Regions from separate parts of the Homo sapiens genome. Here region 1 is linked to region 2. The links are chromatin contacts, found by Hi-C or POLR2A ChIA-PET in ENCODE. All regions are on one chromosome and are shown on one strand. Each heading gives the region's core, a stretch centred on a gene start or an enhancer-like site at or near the end of the contact. The rest is flanking DNA. Distances are from core to core; before and after follow the strand shown. Region 1 overlaps WNT8B (Wnt family member 8B). Region 2 holds the start of OLMALINC (oligodendrocyte maturation-associated long intergenic non-coding RNA).

Region 1 (4,914 bases), core at 511-3,010, 110 kb before region 2:
GGAGCCAGCCACACTGCTTTTCCTACTCTGGGAGAGGAAGGTTGAGGTCGTCTAGCATCTGACCAGTTCTGCTCTAGAAGAGCTGCCCAGCCCCAGACCTGGGACTGTCCTAGGGCAAGGAAGCTGGCTGGGAAGCCCCTTGGGCTACAGAGGGTCTGTCAGGGATTGGTTCTTCCCTCCCCAAGGTCTTGCTCTGTTTCATAAACAAGTCCCTGCTGTACTCTCTGAGAATAAAACCAGAAGACTCAAGTACCACAAGCAGCAAGCTCATGGCTCTTGAGTGAATGTATTAGAAGATTTAAATAGATGATTTACTAATCCTTGGCAGCTTAGCCTCAATCCAGATAACTGCTTGGGCCACCAGGGAAGTGAGGCTTTAGGGAGGATGGTATCCTGCCAAGATGGGAGGGAGGAGAGAGCCTACAGGTTGTATCTGTTACCACAGCCCACCCGAATATCCTCAAGAATAAGTGCAGTACCTAGAAAAAGAGCACATATCACAATGACTGCAATAAATTAAGGTTCAAGGTGCTGAACTTCCTACTAAGCAACAGTTTCATTGCAGGAAGTTTACTCATTGAAGGAAGATATCCAGTGCTCTGAATCCTGCCTGTTTGAGAACCAGGTTAGTGAGAAGGAAGGGTCTCAGTTTCTCCTTCTTAGGACCTGCCTCTAGAGGTGCAGACCAGGATCTGAAGAGGAAAGTGGCTTTATTTACCTCAGTCTTGGCTCAGAGGAACAAAGATCCTTTGGAGAAGAAGAGGTAAAGTTGGTTGCTAGGAGGAAGTAGGTCAGGAGAAGGGAGAAGTTACCTTTAAAGGGTAGGAAATGACTGTAATCTGCCCTTAACGTATTTCCTAGACCTTCGGGGTATGTATCTGGAGTCCCTCGGGTTATTGTCTAGGAAAGTCATTGCCCCACTAGTAAAGTCCATTCATGATATGATACCATAGGGATGAGTAGCACCCTTGGTGTTCAAGTTAGCACTCCAGAGCTCCCTCTTCCATCTTCAACCTCTGCCTCTAGGAACCAACCCCAAAGACATGCTTTTCCGGGGCCAGTTTCCTCAGTTTTTCTGGGAAAGGAAAGGGAGAAGAGGAGAGAAAGCATTCAAGATTCCTGGGGAATCTGGCTCAGCAGGTAGCAGGGGAGGAGCTGTGCAGAAGAGAGGTGCAGCAGTGGGTGAGCCCTGGTAGCAGACAGTGGGCAAAAGGGCAAAGCTTTGACTTTACCTGGGTCCTGCGTGTCTGAGAAGGGTTCTTCCAGCGCCTAAGGCTTGATAGGCTAGGTCAGACATTAGGGCTGCTAGGAGAGGGGAGGAGGAACACCTGTTCTCCTAATCCAAGGAAGATCAGTAACTCAAAGCCTGAGTTCTCAGACCTAGGTGTGGCTGCGAGGATTCAGACAGAGCTCTAGGAGAGCACAGAGGAATTGGGGAAACAGGCTGGAAAGTGGCAAGCTTTGGAGAAATTGCAGTCTCTCCCTCTCAGGATCCCTAGGTCTGGGAGAGCGGGTTCCCCATTCCCTAGGTTCCACAATTACCGGGGTCTCTAAAGGAAGCCAAGAACCAGTGGGAAAAGGAGGGGGCAGAGGAAACCCTTAGGGTTTTCTCCCGGGTTTGTGCGCAGCGCCCCCCCGCGGCCGCTCTGCGCGGCTACAGAAGTACTTGGTGACCCTCCGGCGGCACTGCTCGCAGCGGACTGCGCAGCACCAGTGGAACTTGCAGTTGCAGCTGGACACGGTCTCGGCCCGGCGCTCCTCCACCGCCAGCCCGCAGTCCCCGCAGAGCCGGCGGCAGCTGCGGCGTTCCCAGCGACCCAGGGCCCGCCCGCGCCTTAGGCACTCTCGGCCTTCGGTGCCCAGCAGCCCTAGCGTTTTGTTCTCCAGGCAGTAGTCCGGGGAGTCCTCCAGGTGCACCAGCTCCCGGGTAGAGATGGAGCGAAAGGTGTCGGCGATGGCGCCGCGGCCGGCCGCGCTGTTGCCAGCACCCTGCAGCAGGTCCACCTTGAGTGCTGCGTGGTACTTCTCCTTCAGGTGCGCGCCCACCTCGCGGAACTCGGGCAGCTGCAGCCAACAGGTCTGCGTGGTGCAGCTGCCAGACACGCCGTGGCACTTGCACGTGCGTTTCATGGTGCCCTTCACCGCCTGGGGAGAGAGCTAGGAGTGAGAGGCCCCGGATTAAGCGCGTGGCGAGTTTAACTGCCCCTGTGGGAGTTGCGAGAAGTCTAGTTAGTCTACTGGGCCAGCCCACTTGGTACCTCATTTTGCCAATCTTTTAAATGAACTGAAGAGTTGTCCGCACCTGGAGCTGGTAGTGGATATAGCCAGCAGCTGCCTATTTCCAAGGGCTGCGGGACTCACCTTGCGGCCAGCCTCGTTGTTGTGCAGGTTCATGGCTGCCCGTGCATCCTGTCCTGTTTCCAGGGCATCGACAAACTGCTTGGAAATCGCCTCTCCGAAGCCCACATTGTCACTGCAGCCTCCCCACAGCCAGCCTTGTCCCCCTGGAAAAGTGCAGAGGGAGGACAGGTCATTGAGCAAGCGGGCGCAGAGCCTCCTGGGCTGCTGTTTCTAATTGGGTTGGGGGTGGGGGGGTCCAGGATAGGAGAGGATTAAGGTTGGGCGAGTGCCCTGTATCCAGATCAGTTGCCGTCTAGATTTGTTTTTGCCACTTTTACACGCCCACTTCCAGGTTCAGCCAATCCCCTGCTCAGGGCTCAACGACGTAAGTAGTTGCCGAGTGGATTCTTTGCAAGGTGCCAGTACACTCCTCTGCCAACAGTGCCTCTTCGCATGGGCAGAGGGTGCACGTGCCCTGCTGGTGATTGAGGTCCAGAAGGGACAAAATGGTGCCAAAAAGATGAGGAAAGCTCGAGCATTGAGGGGGAAAGAGGGGTACAATTGAAATATGGAACAACGATGTTGGAAATTGGTCAGGAGGGCTCAGGAGATTGGAGACAGCACTGGAGGTAAAGAGTGGAAAGTAGACGGGGATAGGCAACACGGAAGGAAGTTCCCCTTGTGTTTGAGAGAAGCAACAGAGGAATCCCCAGAGTGTTGTTTCTTTATTTTTATATTTAAATTAAGGAAACTACTCAATGGGAAAAGAAGGTTCTAAGCTACATTTAGCCTGGCTTGTCATTGTAGGGCTTGGGATCAAACTCGTTCACCCATCTTCCGCATGATTTTCTTCATATTTAGAAGAATACAGCTCTTCTTCACCCCCACCAGGCTTTTCATTCTTTATGTGCGTTGGCTGGCCTATGGTACCCATCCCTACATTACTACTCACCCAGTTGCCCGTTGCGGGAGTCATCACAGCCACAGTTATCAAAATCTCCAAGGCTGCAGTTTCTAGTCAGGGTGTACATGACTCCAGCAGAACTGATGGCATGCACAAATGCTGTCTCCCGATTGGCTAGCAGGAACCAAAAATCCAGAGTTAGAGGGAGGGGTTTCAGCTTAAAGAAATACCAGACATGCTACCTTTCTTTAATAACCATCATTATATCCTCTTTCCCTAGCTCCATCCTATTTCCCCATCTTTATTATTATTTTTTAACTTTTATTTTTTTGCAGAGAGTCGGTCTCACTATGTTGCCTAGGCTTGTCTCAAACTCTGGGCTCAGTCTTCCTACCTCGTCCTCCCAAAGAGCTTGGGATTACAGGCTTGAGCCACTGTGCCTGGCCTTCCCATCTTTATAGTGTATCTTACCCTCTTGCATGGTCTGCCCCATCCCTGGCCTTAGCCCTGCTCTTCTCACCTCCTGTCTTTTCAGGTCACACATTTTATGACCAAGTGGCTAGGGTACTGTTGACACACATGACTGGAAAGAGCCTGAGGAAGAAATGGGGAGGGAGATGAATCTGAAGGCTAGGTTGTAAAGAACCCATCCCCACTTCCTCCTGGAACACTTAGGGTCTAAGAGTCATGTGCAGTTAGTCTTGAAAAGAACCTCTGATTGGTAGCTCTTTCATTTACTGGCATGGCCACTCTTTATCTTCTCCATGGGAATCTGGTCTCCAAGTCACTCTCCACTTGCCCAGTATCTCTCTGCTGAGGAAGGGGCTAAGAGGTCTGAGGAATTATGACCCCTGCCTACCTCCTGATATTACTTACATTGTGAGGAGACCTTTAGCCAGCTGGGAGGCCAAGGATGGTATGGGATTGGGAGTAAGGCAAGATCCATTTGTTGAGCAATGAGAGTGTTGAGAAAGAAAGAAAAAACTCTACAGGTGGGAAAAAGGAAGTAGAAAAGGAAAAGAGAAGATCCTGGAGAGGGAGATGACCTAAGAGAAGAGAGCAGGTGAGGAATAAGGGTGTCGAGGAGGCAAGGGGCTATCCCTGGGGCTCTAACCTGTGACCAGAGGGTCCAGGGAGCTGTGGCTGAGGTTTTTCTTACCACTGCGAAGCCCACCATGGCTGGACAGCTGCAGGGCTCTCTCAGGGCAGTTCCAGCGGTCCCAGGCAAACTGATACTTGCATTCTTCAATACCACTCTGGGCACCAGCTGCCACACTGCTGGAGTAAATCAGGTAAGCCTGTAGGGACATAGGGGTAAAAATTCAGACTGAACTTAGGAGGCATTTACCCTAAACTGACCAAACAGCCCTCTTCCTGCTCACTCTCCCATCCCTCCAAAATAATGGAGTAAGCCTTTAAATATGCTGTCTCATTTGACATCACAAATAACTTGTGAAATAGGCACTATATTATAGATTAGGAAACTGAGGCCCAGGGAGTGAGCTAAAGTAATTTCCCCAAAGTCCCAGAGCTAGCAAATGGCAGAACTAGAAATGAAACTCAGTTTTATCAGACTCTAGTCCCTATTATCCTTTATTCACCTTTCTTCACTATACTATCCTGTCTCTCCAAAATGAGCCCAAATCACCTAATTCATGAAATTTAAGGAG
Region 2 (5,101 bases), core at 1,614-4,113:
AAATACAAAAATTGTTCTATTTTGTATAACAATTATTGGCTAGGCTGGTCTCAAACTCCTGACCTCAGGTGATCAGCCTGCCTTGGCCTCCCAAAGTGCTGGGATTACAGGCATGAGCCACCCAGCCTTCTCATGCCTTTTTGCAGTCACATATGTAATTTTTAAAAATGGTACAATTATATATACATATACACACACATATATATACATATATACACACATATATACGCATATATACACACATATATACACATATATACATATATACACACATATATACACATATATACACACATATATACACACATATATACACATATATATACATATATACACATATATACACATATATACACATATATATACATATATACACATATATACATATATACACACATATATACATATATACACACATATATACATATATACACATATATATACATATATATACACACATATATATATACTTTTTTTTATTTTGAGATGGAGTCTCGCATTGTCACTTGGGCTGGAGTGCAGTGGCACAATCTCTGCTCACTGCAACATCTGCCTCCCAGGTTCAAGTGATTCTCCTGCCTCAGCCTCCCAAGTAGCTGGGATTACAGGCACCTGCCTCCATGCCGGGCTAATTTTGTATTTTTGGTAGAGACAGGGTTTCACTACATTGGCCAGGGTGGTCTCAAACTCCTGACCTCGTGATCCACCTGCCTCAGCCTCCCAAAGTGCTAGGATTACAGACGTGAGCCACCGTGCCCAGCATATATACTATTTTTTAACCTGAGTGTTTCTAAGATGCACTGGGGGAAAAAAGATGCATTGAACATCTCTTTATGGCAATTATATAGTTTTGCAACATAATTTTAATGGCTGTATTCTATCAAATGAATGCTTTATAATTTATTTAACCAATGTCTTACTGTTTTGTACATACATAAACAATGTCCTGCTTCCTCTTCCTGGAATTATTTTCTTATTTCTATTACAGTATCGTAGTTTGCTTTTTTTTAATTTTTCATATCTTTCTGATACTTCTTTGTCTGTTTTGCTAGCTCTGTGTCCTCTTTTTTTTTTTTTTTTTTTTTGAGACAGAGTCTCACTCTGTTGCCCAGGCTGGAGTGTAGTGGCACAATCTCAGCTCACTGCAACCTCTGCCTCCTATGTTCAAGCCATTCTCCTACCTCAGCCTCTCGAGAAGCTGGAATTAACAGGCGCCCGCCACCATGCCTGGATAATTTTTAATAGAAACAGGGTTTCACCATGTTGGCTAGGCTGGTCTTGAACTCCTGACCTCAGATGATCCACCCACCTCAGCGTCCAAAGTGCTGGGATCACAGGCATGAGCCACCACACCTGGCCTCTGTGTCCTCTTTCTACCTTCCCAAGATTCTGTACTTGAATCTTCTTTTTTTTTTTTTACTTTTGAGACAGGGTCTTGCTCTTGCTATGTTGCCCAGGTTGGAGTGCAGTGGCACTATCTCAGCTCACTGCAGCCTAGACCTCCCCAGGCTCAGGTGATCCCCCCACCTCAGCCTCCCAAGTAGCTGGAATTACAGGTATGTGTCACCACACCCGGCTAATTTTTGCAGTTTTTGTAGAGTCGGGGTCTCACCATGTTGCCCAGGCTGGTCTCAAACTCCTGGGCTCAAGCAATCCTCCTACCTTGGTCTCCCAAAATGCTGGGATTACAGGCATGAGCCACCGTGCCCTGCCCAAATCTTCTTATTCTATAATTTCTCTTTAGGTCATCAATTTCTCTCCCGATCCACTATAAACCCTTTGGATCTCATCTCTACTTTTCTTCTCGACACCAGATCCTAATTCCCAACTGTCTACTGGGTATTACATCCACAGGGATGTACTTCTTGCAATTCAAATGCCACATGTCAAAAACTGAACTCCTATTCCCTTTGCAAAATCCCTCTGCTTCTCTCTTTCTCTCTCCTTTTTGCTACCTATTTCAGGTAGGGGAAGTGGTGTCCTTCCAGCCACTCAGGCTAGAAACCTCAAAGTCCTCTTCTGATTGCTGTCCTCACTCATCTCACACATCCAGTCAATAAAGTGCTATTGATTCTCCTCCCAAATGCCTCTCAGCTTGTGCCCTTCCTTTCCATTCCCACCGTGACTATCCCAGCTTTTGAGGTCCCATGACTCTTCACCAGAGTGGTAACAATAGCTTCCCAACATCTCCCAGCCCCCATCCCCCCGCTACTCTGCTCTGTTGCCATGAGAGTTAACTTTGCGAAACAGAGAGATTATTTTCCTCTCCTGCTTGAAAATATCTGATGACTTCTTATCACTTACAGAAGCAAGTCTAAACTTTCCACTGTCTCCTCCCACTCTCCCACCACACACCACCTTCCTGCGCCGGTTGCGTCAGCCTCGAACGTTCCTGAACGCTTTGCTGTTCCTGTGCTTTTACTCACGTTCTCCCCAGTGACTGCCCAATCTTTAGTGTGTTTTGCTGACTCCTGGCGCTCTGGCTTTTCCATAAGAGGCGTTTTTGCACGATTGCAGACAGGAATAAAAATGAGCTCTGCCTACTGGGCCGTCCTGGTTAGCAAGGTCTACACCACCTCAAAGGCAGCTATGGACTAAGAGCCCACAAAGAATCTCGGGTTATGAGGGAGGGGCTGGCCGTGGAGACGGCTAAAGCGCCTCATTTGTCTTCCCAGCAGGGAAGCGATGGGACCTCGGCGGGCAGGGAACGCGATCTCCACCCGTCTGGAAAACTCTCTGAGTTCTGGAGCACTGTTCGCGGCCGGACTGAGTGGCATGTCCGCATTTTCCCCATTCCAGGGTAGGGCAGACTGAGGTAGGAGAGCAGAGCCCCGAGGCCGACTCCCCGGGAAAAAAAAAAAAAGGAAAAAAGGCTCCCGCCGACCTGTGATTCACAGGAGCAAGAGGCTGGAAGGACCGCGCCTCCTGATTGGAGCAGACAGAATCAGACAAGCTTGGGGGCCGCTGATTGGCTCCGGCGTGGTCAGGCGCTGGTGGGCTGTTGTAGGTGTAAATAGCTCTTGAAGGCCCGGGTCTGTGACCGGCAGTAACCCCGGCGAGAGTGGGTGGAGAGGGAGGCGCTTCCTCTCCATTCATGTCAGCTGCCAGCCAGGCCCGGGCAGGCCGGCCCTTTAGCGGAGGGGACTGGGCAGGACGAGGCGATGGGTGTCTTCGGAGATCTTAAGCTGGGCTGAAAGTTAAACACTCACCCGCAGGGCTGAGCCAGAGCTGGCACCTTCCACACCGAGCCCCTTCCTATCTGTGACTGTTGAAAAGTTTAATGTGATGTTCTGGGTGAGGACCGAGGCGTTGGAGGTCGCTAGGAGGGTAGTTTTACGGAGTCGCGTTAATGGCTGTAGTGGGTGTACCTTAGTGACCACAGGGAGGTGGCAGCCTGTCCTCTCCTCCTCCTGGTCACCGTATTCTATTTGCGGAAAAGGTAAGAATGGAGGCTTGGATAGTCTTTCTACTAGAGATGCAACTTCTCCCACCCTCTACTCCAGGGGAAAGAGAAGTCTGTGGGGAACTGGCTTTGTAAAAAGTAGGAAAGAGGAAAGGGACAAATGGGTACACGTTAAGAAGAGGGTGACTCTCATACATTGCTGGAGAAAATTTAAAGTGGTGCAGCCACTGGGGAAACAGTTTGATGGTGCCACAAAAGGTTAAATATCAAATTAGCATCTGGCCCAGCAACTCCACTCCTAGATATAAACCCTAATAAATTATAAACGGGTACTCATATTTGCACTCAAATGTTCATGGCAGTGCTATTCACAATAACCAAAAGGTGGAAGCAACTCCAGTGTTCATCAATTGATAAATCAGTAAACCAACTGTGGTGTATTCATACAATGGAATATGAATAGGTAATAAACAGGAATGAAGTACTGATATATGCTCCAATGGGGATGAACATTGAAAGATTATGCCAAGAGAAGGAAGCCAGACACAGAAGGTCATATATTGTACGATTCCATGTATAGGAAATATCCTGAAGTGGTAAATCCACAGAGACAGAAAGCAGACTGATGGTCACCAGGGGCCGAGTGTGGGTGGGAAGATGGGGAATCACTGTTGAATGGGTTCAAGTTTTCTTTTGGGGTGAAAATGTTTTAGAACAAAAGGTAGTGTTTGCACAATGTTATGAATGCACTAAGTGCCACAGAACTGGTCAATTTAAAATGGTTAGTTCGGCCTGGCACGGTGGCTCACACCTGTAATCCCAGCACTTTGAGAGGGTGGGGCGGGCGGATCACCTGAGGTCAGGAGTTTGAGACTAGCCTGGCCAACGTGGTGAAACCCCATCTCTCCTAAAAAAAAAAAAAAAAAGAAAGAAAGAAAGAAAAAAAAAGATGGGCATGGTGGCAGGTGCCTGTAATCCCAGCTACTCAGGAGGCTGAAGCAGGAGAATCGTTTGAACCCGGGAGGCGAAGGTTGCAGTGATCCGAGATCATCCCATTGCACTCCAGCCTGGGCGACAAGAGCAAAACTCTGTCTCAAAATAAATAAATAAAATAAAATGGTTAGTTTAGCCGGGCACGGTGGCTCACACCTGTCATCCCAGCACTTTGGGAGGCCAAGGGAGGAGGATCACTTGAGCCCAGGAGTTTGAGACCAGCCTGGGCAATATAGTGAGACCCCTATCTCAATAAATAAAGTGGTTAGTTTTATATTGTGTGAATTGTCTCTCAATTAAAATGTATCTCTCTCTCTCTCTCTCTCTCTCTCTCTCTCGCAAACAAACTGACAGACTAAAAGGTGAGTCCTTCCTGCTGTCCATAATTCTCTAAGAAAGAAATAAGAAACAGCAATTCTGAGTCCTCTGCTGCCTTTCACTTCCACTTTCCTCTCTGTTTTTTGAAGTCTGGCATGGTCCTGGTTACTGACTGCTCCCCATGGAAAATGGCCAGGAGGGAGAGGGCCCCTTCCGCCCCTCTGAGAAGGTCCTCGCCTGGGCCCAGAACCACTGTGAGTCAGCCCGGCATACACACACTGAGCCTTTGTGAGCGCTCTGTGGCCAGGGTGTAGCTGGCTGGGCGGGACCGCGTGGGGGAAGGGCAGGTCCGGGTCCTGAAAGTGGGAAGGCTTCTGCCTCCAGCAA

Evidence for each region. Hi-C counts contacts between places; a loop is a spot of excess contacts on that map. ChIA-PET counts read pairs that join two places held with the same protein, here RNA polymerase II (POLR2A). Pooled maps may share reads with other maps.
Region 1: a map of B cell shows a loop between it and region 2 (2.7-fold over the local background). The contact joins the enhancer-like site here to the promoter of OLMALINC in region 2. A Hi-C loop is called at or near these places in 1 of 168 maps with a recorded cell type or tissue (B cell) and 9 of 50 pooled maps. POLR2A ChIA-PET finds 5 or more read pairs at or near these places in 8 of 52 experiments (AG04449, Caco-2, H1 and 3 more).

Annotation. Positions count from the first base shown.
Region 1 is chr10:100,479,502-100,484,415 of GRCh38, reverse strand. It overlaps WNT8B (Wnt family member 8B), which reads right to left. Exons shown (of 6, transcript NM_003393.4): 3 at 4,404-4,542; 4 at 3,293-3,418; 5 at 2,362-2,504; 6 at 672-2,145. The coding sequence ends at 1,600. Among named protein-coding and RNA genes, the nearest start is that of WNT8B, 19 kb to the right of the region's middle. RefSeq lists an enhancer at 1,477-2,132. Within about 2 kb of position 1,760, at least 3 of the 41 ENCODE cell types and tissues checked have a DNase peak (open chromatin) inside an H3K27ac peak, as active enhancers do.
Region 2 is chr10:100,371,338-100,376,438 of GRCh38, reverse strand. OLMALINC (oligodendrocyte maturation-associated long intergenic non-coding RNA) reads right to left here and starts at 2,863. Exons shown (of 3, transcript NR_026762.1): 1 at 2,427-2,863. RefSeq lists enhancers at 1,534-2,103, 2,104-2,671, 2,741-2,870, 2,672-3,241, 2,971-3,300.